Linked DNA regions of Homo sapiens: region 1 is linked to region 2. Evidence: chromatin contacts called from ENCODE Hi-C or POLR2A ChIA-PET data. All regions are on one chromosome and are shown on one strand. The core of a region is the stretch at or near the end of the contact, and the rest is flanking DNA. Distances in the headings are between cores, read along the strand shown. Region 1 holds the start of IL31 (interleukin 31). Region 2 overlaps TMEM120B (transmembrane protein 120B).

Region 1 (4,157 bases), core at 683-3,182, 450 kb after region 2:
GTCCCTGAGATTATTCATTGGAAAAATGTACTTAAGGAATCACGGCAGAGTTCCCACACTTAGCTGTCGGTCATCTTTTTAAGGCTCCTTAAGTTCCTGCCAATCCGAAAGGAAGAGATGGCCTTAAGTGGTGGCCTGTTGGGCTCCAGAGGTCAATGATTTTAGTGCGAGGTCCATGCACTCTGAAAACTGTTGAGAAATAGTCAGGATGAAGCGTTTACATTCATGGGTGTCTGTTGGCACAGAAATGTTTGTTTCTGGTGCATCTTGAAATATGAGTTTGTCGAGGTGCTCTATGATCTCATCAATAACAGATTTGTTGTCTAGCTGTCTGATTGTCTTGAGATATGCCCGGATGGCTGGGCTGTGGATGTTGTTTGGCGGCTGGGCGTCAGGGCTGAGACACGGCAGCGTGTAATTCTGGGACACGAGCACGCCCTTCTCTTCCTCCACCTGTGGAATGAGGAGAAATGGTCAGTGTTGGGTTTGCAATGACAGCTGCAAGTCTTAACAGTGAATGTTTGCATGCTTCCTCCGTAACCCGCCTCGTTGATATATTTATCTGATCAATGTCACAACCCTATGAGGCTGTGCCATCACCAACCCCATTTCCAGATGAAACTAGAGCTTAGGTGGCTGCAGTCCTGAAGCCTGTGCTCAGAACCACTGATCCATCCAGCTGAGGCCTCCCAGCCTTCCAGAACCCACTCTCACGTGCTCAGGGTGGTGGGAATTGCAGCACATCTGGCCTTCCATGGCAGCTCCCCGCCCTTTGGGACTCTGTGTTAAAGCCACGCACGCTCCACTTATAAAGGAGAGTGTTAGGCTTGTCCGGAAAGGCCTCCGAGATGCAGGCGAGAGTTTTCCCCAACAAACCAAGGAGTCCGGACCACTCCCTCCCTTCCTCTTTCTAAGTACTAACTAGAGTCAGACCAAATTGCCAGCAGCACCTCATCAACCTGAACTGCCCAGTCATCTTGGGTTGGTAACAACCTCTGCCTTTTATAAAAGCCAAGGCTAAGGTCTAAATACCAAGGCAGATGAGAAGAGTAATGCCAATTTTATGAATTGTTTCCAAGTTTGGGCATTTGTTTGTTTGATCAAAGCTATCTTGGCTGGGCACAGTGGCTCACGCCTGTAATCCCAGCACTTTGGGAGGCCAAGGCAGGCGGATCACTTGAGGTCAGGAGTTCAAGACCAGCCTGGCCAACGTGGAGAAACTCTGTCTCTACTAAAAATATGAAAATTAGCTGGGCGTGGTGGCGCATGCCTGTAGTCCCAGCTACTCGGGAGGCTGAGGCAGGAGAATCGCTTGAACCCAGGAAGCAGAGGTTGCAGTGAGCCAAGATTGCACCACTGCACTCCAGCCTGGGTGACAGAGTAAGACTCTGTCTCAAAAAAAAAAAAAAAGCCATCTTTGCCTGTCTAGTTTCCCCCATCCCTTCCTGGCATAGCTACAGCCCTGGTTTCAGGTCCGGAGAGAGGAGCCTCTTTGGAGGGCAATGGAAGGCATTTTTAAGAAATCGTTTAGAAAAGAAATCTCTAGGACACTCACATCTTTCAAAAGCATCTTCGAGAGGGACTGTAATTCCTCGACTATTTTCTGTACATCATCACTTGGTCGTAGTAAACGGACGGGCAACGTGTGGGAGGCCAGCCAGCCTCCCAGGCAGCAGAACAGAAAGAGCACAGACGTCGAGGGGCCTGGAGAGAGAACGATGCCGTGAGCGCATACATCACACACCCCTGCCCACCCTGGCTCCATCCCTGCAGCCCTGCTGAGCCAACCCTGGGGGTAGTGCTTCCAGAATCTTCCTGGTGAGATAAGATGATGCCCAAGACTCCGGAAGCACCAGGACCAGTGATACCTGAGTGAGAGGCCATGGCGAGAGAGAGCAAGGCCAGCTTCAGTGGGGGCTTCTGGAGCCAGATGTGTTCGCCATGGCTGCCTGGAGGTATATAAAGGGCCAGGGTGAGGAGAAAGAGCAGTCAGCGTCCCGCCCATGGCAAAACCATTTACTCAGCTTTTCTCCAGAAAACACTCAAAAGTTCTACTGGCCACGGCTGAGTGAAAGGGCTGAATGGAAATGCTGAGGTTACCCTCCAGGTGGGCAGATGCCTGACTCAGACACACACATACTTCACAAGAAGGCACATGAATGCATCTTTGCCATTCTTCTTGGAAGGAGCCTGTTGATTTGACTAGACAAAATTTTGAAGCCCAGGGTTGACAGACACGACCATACCACCAAGGAGCGGGTGACTTCCAGGAGTTCAAGGCCAGCGGCCACAGGGAATTTCTGGGGAGGAAATGCGAAGCCGGCATGAGATGTGCAGAATGCGGTATCTCTGGAAATTTCTGCAGCATATGCCCACGCCGGTGTGCAGGGACGGCCCCATAACTGCTGTGAATGTGGCGGGTCGAAGGCTTCATCTCAACTCCATGTGGCCTTGGACATCACTGGACTCTCCATCGTGCCTCTGCAATCTCAGGGCCCAGAACCAGAGACTGTGATCCAGAGTTATTGCTTGAAATCCTTGTTCATATCTTTTTTCTTTTTTTTTTTTTTGAGATGGAGTCTTGCTCTGTCACCCAGGCTGGAGTGCGGTGGCGTGATCACTGCAACCTCTGTCTCCTGGGCTCAAGCAATTCTCATGCCTCAGTCTCAGCCTCCCAAGTAGCTGGGACTACAGGCACGTGCCACCATGCCCAGCTAATTTTTGTATTTTTAGTAGAAATGGGGTTTCGCCATGTTGGTCAAGCTGGTCTCTAACTCCTGACCTCAGGTGATCTGCCTGCCTCGGCTTCCCAAAGTGCTGGAATTACAGGCATGAGCCACTGCGCCAGCCTAGAAACTTTATTGCTTTTCTTTCTTTCTTTCTTTCTTTCTTTTTTTTTGAGACAGAGTCTTGCTCTGTCGCCTGGGCTGGAGTGCAGTAGCGCAATCTCGGCTCACTGCAACCTCCACTTCCCAGGTTCAAGCAATTCTCTTGCCTCAGCCTCCTGAGTGGCTGGGATTACAGGCGCCCACCACCACGCACAGCTAATTTTTGTATTTTTAGTAGAGACGGGGTTCACTATGTTGGCCAGGCTGGTCTCAAACGCCTGACCTTGTGATCCACCTGCCTCCGCCTCTCAAAGTGCTGGGATTACAGGTGCGAGCCACCACTCTGGCCTTAGAAACTATTTCTAAGTTCATTAGCTTTCTTTTTCTTTCTTTTTTTTTTTTTTTGAGACAGGGTCTCATTCTGTCACCCAGGCCAGAGTGCAGTGGCATCATCACAACTCACGGCAGCCCCGATCCCCTGGGCTCAAGTGATCCTCCTACCTCAGCCTCCCAAATAGCTGGGACCACAGGCACAAATCACTATGCTAATTTTTTTTTTTCTTTTTTGAGACAGAGTTTCGCTCTTGTTGCCCAGGCTGGAGTGCAATAGCACGATCTCGGCTCACTGCAACCTCCGCCTCCTGGGTTCAAGCGATTCTCCTGCCTTAGCCTCCCGAGAAGCTGGGATTACAGGCACCCACCACCACGCCGGGCTAATTTTTGTATTTTTAGTAGAGACGGGGTTTCACCATGTTGGCCAGGCTGGCCTCTATCTCCTGACCTCAGGTGATCTGCCCGCCTCAGATTCCCAAACTGCTGGGATTATAGGCATGAGCGACTGCACCCGGCCTCCTTATTCATATTTTAGTGCCAGCTTTGATCAGGCCATTTTATAGGGTATCGGGAATAGCGGTGAAGAAGTTAGAGTTCCTGCCCTTGTGGGCCCGTCATTGCTGTGGGCTGCGGACAATAGCAACAACATTCATAAATAAGCTAGAAAGCACTGTGACGGTTGGAGAGTGACGGGCAGGATACTTTAAGTCAGGTGATCAGCAAAAGTCTCTCTGAGAGGTGACATTGAAGAAGAGACTGAAAGACAAGAAGGAGCCAGTTGTGGGAAGACCTGGGAGAAGAGTGTTCCAAGGCAACGGGACAGGAGTGCAAAATCCTCAGGTGAAAATGAGCTCGATGCTGTTCCTAGAACGGGAAGAGGGTCATGGCAGCCACAGTGACGCGAGAGGACAGGAGGGTAGTGGGGAGGTGGGCAGCGGCTCCATCACAGAGGCCTGAGGCTGGGACAAAGAGCCTGGGTTTTATTCCACATGTGAC
Region 2 (4,446 bases), core at 1,852-4,351:
GGCAAGTAATTTAATGAGCATTTCCTGCCTTGCATCACTGGAAACCTGATCTCGTTCCTCCCAGCCAAGGAAGAAGGTGGCCCGTAGCAGCTTTTCCCTAAGTCTGACCTCACAGTGATGCAAGGGCCTTGAAGGCCATGGTAAAGATTTTGGCTTTTACTGCTAATGACATGTACATCCGTCTGGCTGCTGTGTATAGAATAGACATCAGGGAGACAGGCTCGAAGCAAGAAGATCAGCATTATTTCATTAATAACCCTATGAAATTGATCCTAGAATCTCTGTTTTACAGAGGTTAAGTCACTTATCCAAGGTCACATGGCCTGTCAGTGCAGGAGCCAGGATTCGAACCCAGGCTGTTGAACACCAGTGTCTGTGCTCTTAACTACTGCCCTAGGCTCATCTGTGCCCTGAGTACTCCTGTTAGCTTTTGTTTCTCTTCTATCTTGGCTTGTGGGGCGTCTTTCTTTCTTTTTTATTTGAGACGGAGTCTCGCTCTGTTGCCCAGGCTGGAGTGCAGTGGCTCGATCTCAGCTCACCACAACCTCCGCCTTCCAGGTTCAAGCGATTCTCCTGCCTCAGCCTCCCGAGTAGCTGGGATTACAGATGTGTGCCACCACTCCTGGCTAATTTTTGTATTTTTAGTAGAGACAGGGTTTCACTATGTTGGCCAGGCTGGTCTCGAATTCCTGACCTTGTGATCCGCCTGCCTCAGCCTCCCAAAGTGCTGGGATTACAAGCGTGAGCTACCGCACCCAGCCGGGCATCTTTCTTTAGTAGCAGATTGTGCAGAAAAAGACACTGCACAGGGAATCAGTATTCTTGAGTTCAGGTCCTAGCTTTGCCATTGTCTAGTATCTGAATTTGGTGAGCCACCTCTCTCAGGTTGAGTTTCTTTATCTAAAAACAAAGGCTGACAATAATAATAATCATAACAACAACAATAACAATAATAGCTAACTGCGTGAAACACAGATTATCCCATTTAATCTAAATATCAACCCATGGCCTGGCGCAGTGGCCCATGCCTGTAATCCCAGCACTTTGGGAGGCTAAGGAGGGCAGAGCACTTTGAGCTTAGGTGTTCAAGACCAGCCTGGGCAACATGGTGAAACCCCATCACTATAAAACAAACAAACAAACAAAAAACAAAAAAAAACCTTAGCTGGGCATTGGTCGCTCGCTCCTGTAATCCCAGCTACTTGGGAGGCTGAGGCTGAAGAATCGCTTGAACCCAGAAGGCGGAGGTTGCAGTGAGCCAAGATCGTGCCAGGGTACTCCAGCCTGGGTGACAGAGTGAGATCCTGTCTCAAAAATAAATGAATGAGTGAATGAATGAATGACAACCCTGTTTTTTAGATGAGGAGATTGAAGCTAAGAGATGCTGAGTAACTTGAAAGTCATGGAGCCAGAATTCGAACCCATGCCTGCTGTATAACTCAGATACTAATACCGTGGGCTCCAAAAGTATCCTGAGACTCTTAGCTCTAGAAGAAAAGTTTTGAACTTGCTGGGTCCCTTTTCATTTATATAGTGCTTTCACACAATGCACTATCAGGACTCTTAGTTGCAAATGAAAAAAACCCAGTCTGACTGGTTTTAAGCCAAAAGAGGGTTTATTGAGTCAAGTCTAGTGGCAAATGGCTTCAGGCAAGGCTGGATCCAGGAGCTCAGGTGATGTCTGTGTCTGTGTGTGGATGTCTCTCTCTCTCTCCTCTGTGTCAGCATTATTCTCAGGCAGTCCCTCCCATGTTGTGGCAAAGATGGCCAGGTGGCCCTCAGCTGACATCTGTCAGCTTAGCAGCTCTGGCAGAAACAGAGCATCCTTTCCCCCTGTGGTTTCAGCAAGCGTCCCAGGGCTGACTCTCATTGGCCCAGCTTGGGTCATGTGACTATGCCTTACTTAACCAGTCACTGTGGCACTGATTGGCCAGGTCACGGTCACATATCTGCTCCTGAAGCCTAAAAGTGGGATCAGTGCCACCACACTACATGAAACGAGTTGGGGAGGGATGGTCCCATGAAGGAAAATCAAAAAGCTGGTAGTTTAAAAAAAAAAAACAGAGAGAGGGATGCTGGACAGGCACCTTTTGGGGGGCTAATAGAAATTGTTGGCTGGGTGTAGTGGCCTATGCCTGTAATCCCAACAGGAGGCTGAGGCAGGTAGATCGCTTGAGCCCAGGAGTTTGAGACCAGCCTGGGCAATGTAGTAAGACCCTGACTCTACAAAAAACCACAAAAATTAGCTAGGCATGGTGGCGTGCACCCATGGTCCCACCTACTTGGGAGGCTGAAGTGGGAGGATTACCTAAGTTCAGGAAGTGGAGGTTGCAGTAAGCTGAGATCCTGCCACTGCACCCCAGCCTGGGTGACAGAGTGAGACCCTGTCTCAAAAAATGTTTTTTTCTTCAAGGGAAACAGTGGCATCGATTGGACACTGCTTAAATTGCTAACGGGGGTAGTTTAAGGGGGTGGTTCACAGTTGCATGTTAGGCCACACTGCATTCTTTTTTTTTTGAGACGGAGTTTTGCTCTTGTTGTCCAGGCTGGAGTACAATGGCTCTGTCTCGGCTCACTGCAACCTCTGCCTCTCGGGTTCAAGTGATTCTCCTGCCTCAGCCTCCTGAGTAGCTGTAGCTAGGACTACAGGCACATGCCACCACACCTGGCTAATTTTTGTATTTTTAGTAGAGACAGGGTTTCACCATGTTGGCCAGCTGGTCTCGAACTCCTGACCTCAGGTGATCTGCCCACCTCGGCCTCCCAGAGTGCTGGGATTATAGGCATGAGCCACCTTGCCCGGCCCACACTACATTCTTGATGATGTCACATCTTTGTGACAGTGCCTAGCCTGCTGCATGCACCTCATCTCCTAGCTCTTTCACAGCTGATGACACCGAGGCACAGAGGGATTACATAACTCAGCTAATAAGTGGCAGGCTCTGGATCTGAACTCGGGCAACTTGATGGCAGCATCAAATCACTTAACCATTGTGTTTTCATGCCACCCAAATGCGTGCCTCCCACGCACAGACCCCCACTTACCGCTCCCGTAACATACCGTTCATGGATTCTGACACATGACTCAGAATCTGTCCCGCACAGGACGCATACACGTTAGGCGAAGTCATCCTTGGTGGTGTTTCTATGGTGATGAGTCCTGGTTAAGTATAGTCAGCGTCTGAAAGTCTATTTGAAGTTGATTTCTTAGAGCTATATAAAAGTAATCTCTTGTCCAGGCACAGTGGCTCATGCCTGTAATCCCAGCACCTTGGGAGGCCAAGATAGGCAGGTCATTTGAGCTCAGGAGTTTGAGACCAGCCTAGGCAACATGGCAAAACCCCTGTCTCTACAAAAAATACAAAAATTAGCCAGGCATGGTGGCACAGGCCTGTAGTTTCAGCTACTCGGGTGGTTGAGAGAGGAGGATCGCCTGAGCCCAGGGAGGTGAAGGCTGTGGTGAGCAGCCATGATTGTGTCACTGCACTCCAGACTGGGCGACAGAGTAAGACTGTGTCTCAAAAGAAAAAAAAAAGGAATCTCTTGAAAGTTTACCACCAGCAAGAGGCACAGCTCTAAGGCACCACACTTAAGTGGCGGTATGGCCCTATTGCAGTCTACTGGACTGCCCAGCGACTTCTGATGCTCCTGGGCCAGAACCATGTCTGTAAATGCCGTGAGATTCCTCTAGCAATTCCTGCAACACATGTTGACTCCCCAGTCCTGGATCTTCCGACAGCCAAGATGTGTTAAGGAGGTGTCTTCAGATGTTTCACATCTGTACTGGGAACAGGAGTCATTAACCTCATCTTCCCACTGGGGCAGAGCTTGGGTCTCAGAGGACAGCAGAGGTGGCAGAGATCCCTGAATCTTCCAAAGGAAACTTGCTTGTTTGTGTCTTCTACATGCGGAGGATGGTAATTAGACAAGTAGGGAAGATGCTCTGGGCATGACAGCTCACAGAGCTCATGTGAGCAGTTCTCCTTTTTGTTGTTGTTTTGTAAGAGAGGGTCTCACTTTGTCGCCCAGGCTGGAATGCAGTGGTCCCATCATGGATCACTGCAGCTTCAACTTCCTGGGTTCAAGTGATTCTCCCTCTTCAGCCTCCTGAGTATCTGGGACTACAGGCACACACCACCACACTTGGCTAAGTTTTGTAATTTTTGTAGAGATGGGGTTTTGTCATGTTGCCCAGGCTGGTCTTGAACTTCTGGCCTCAAGCATTCCTCCCATCTCAGCCTCCCAAAGTGCTGAGACTATAGGTATGAGTGCCTGGTCCTCCTTTTTTTTTTTCAACCAAGAGTTTCACTCTTGTTGCCCAGGCTGGAGTGCAGTGGTGCCATCTTGGCTCACTGCAACCTCCGCCTTCTGGTTTCAAGCAATTCTTCTGCCTCAGTCTCCCGAGTAGCTGGGATTGCAGGCAGGCACCACCACGCCCAGCTAATT

Evidence for each region. A loop is a pair of places that touch in the nucleus more often than their neighbours do. ChIA-PET counts read pairs that join two places held with the same protein, here RNA polymerase II (POLR2A). Pooled maps may share reads with other maps.
Region 1: a map of CD4-positive, alpha-beta T cell shows a loop between it and region 2 (2.9-fold over the local background). The contact joins the promoter of IL31 here to the enhancer-like site in region 2. A Hi-C loop is called at or near these places in 1 of 168 maps with a recorded cell type or tissue (CD4-positive, alpha-beta T cell) and 2 of 50 pooled maps. POLR2A ChIA-PET finds 5 or more read pairs at or near these places in 2 of 52 experiments (OCI-LY7 and naive thymus-derived CD8-positive, alpha-beta T cell).

What each region holds. Positions count from the first base shown.
Region 1 is chr12:122,172,289-122,176,445 of GRCh38, forward strand. It overlaps IL31 (interleukin 31), which reads right to left and starts at 1,933. Exons shown (of 3, transcript NM_001014336.2): 1 at 1,869-1,933; 2 at 1,556-1,704; 3 at 1-453. The coding sequence starts at 1,884. The coding sequence ends at 124. It also overlaps a transcript of LRRC43 not described here.
Region 2 is chr12:121,717,195-121,721,640 of GRCh38, forward strand. The region is part of intron 1 of TMEM120B (transmembrane protein 120B); the gene reads left to right. Among named protein-coding and RNA genes, the nearest start is that of TMEM120B, 6.7 kb to the left of the region's middle. Within about 2 kb of position 3,102, at least 5 of the 41 ENCODE cell types and tissues checked have a DNase peak (open chromatin) inside an H3K27ac peak, as active enhancers do.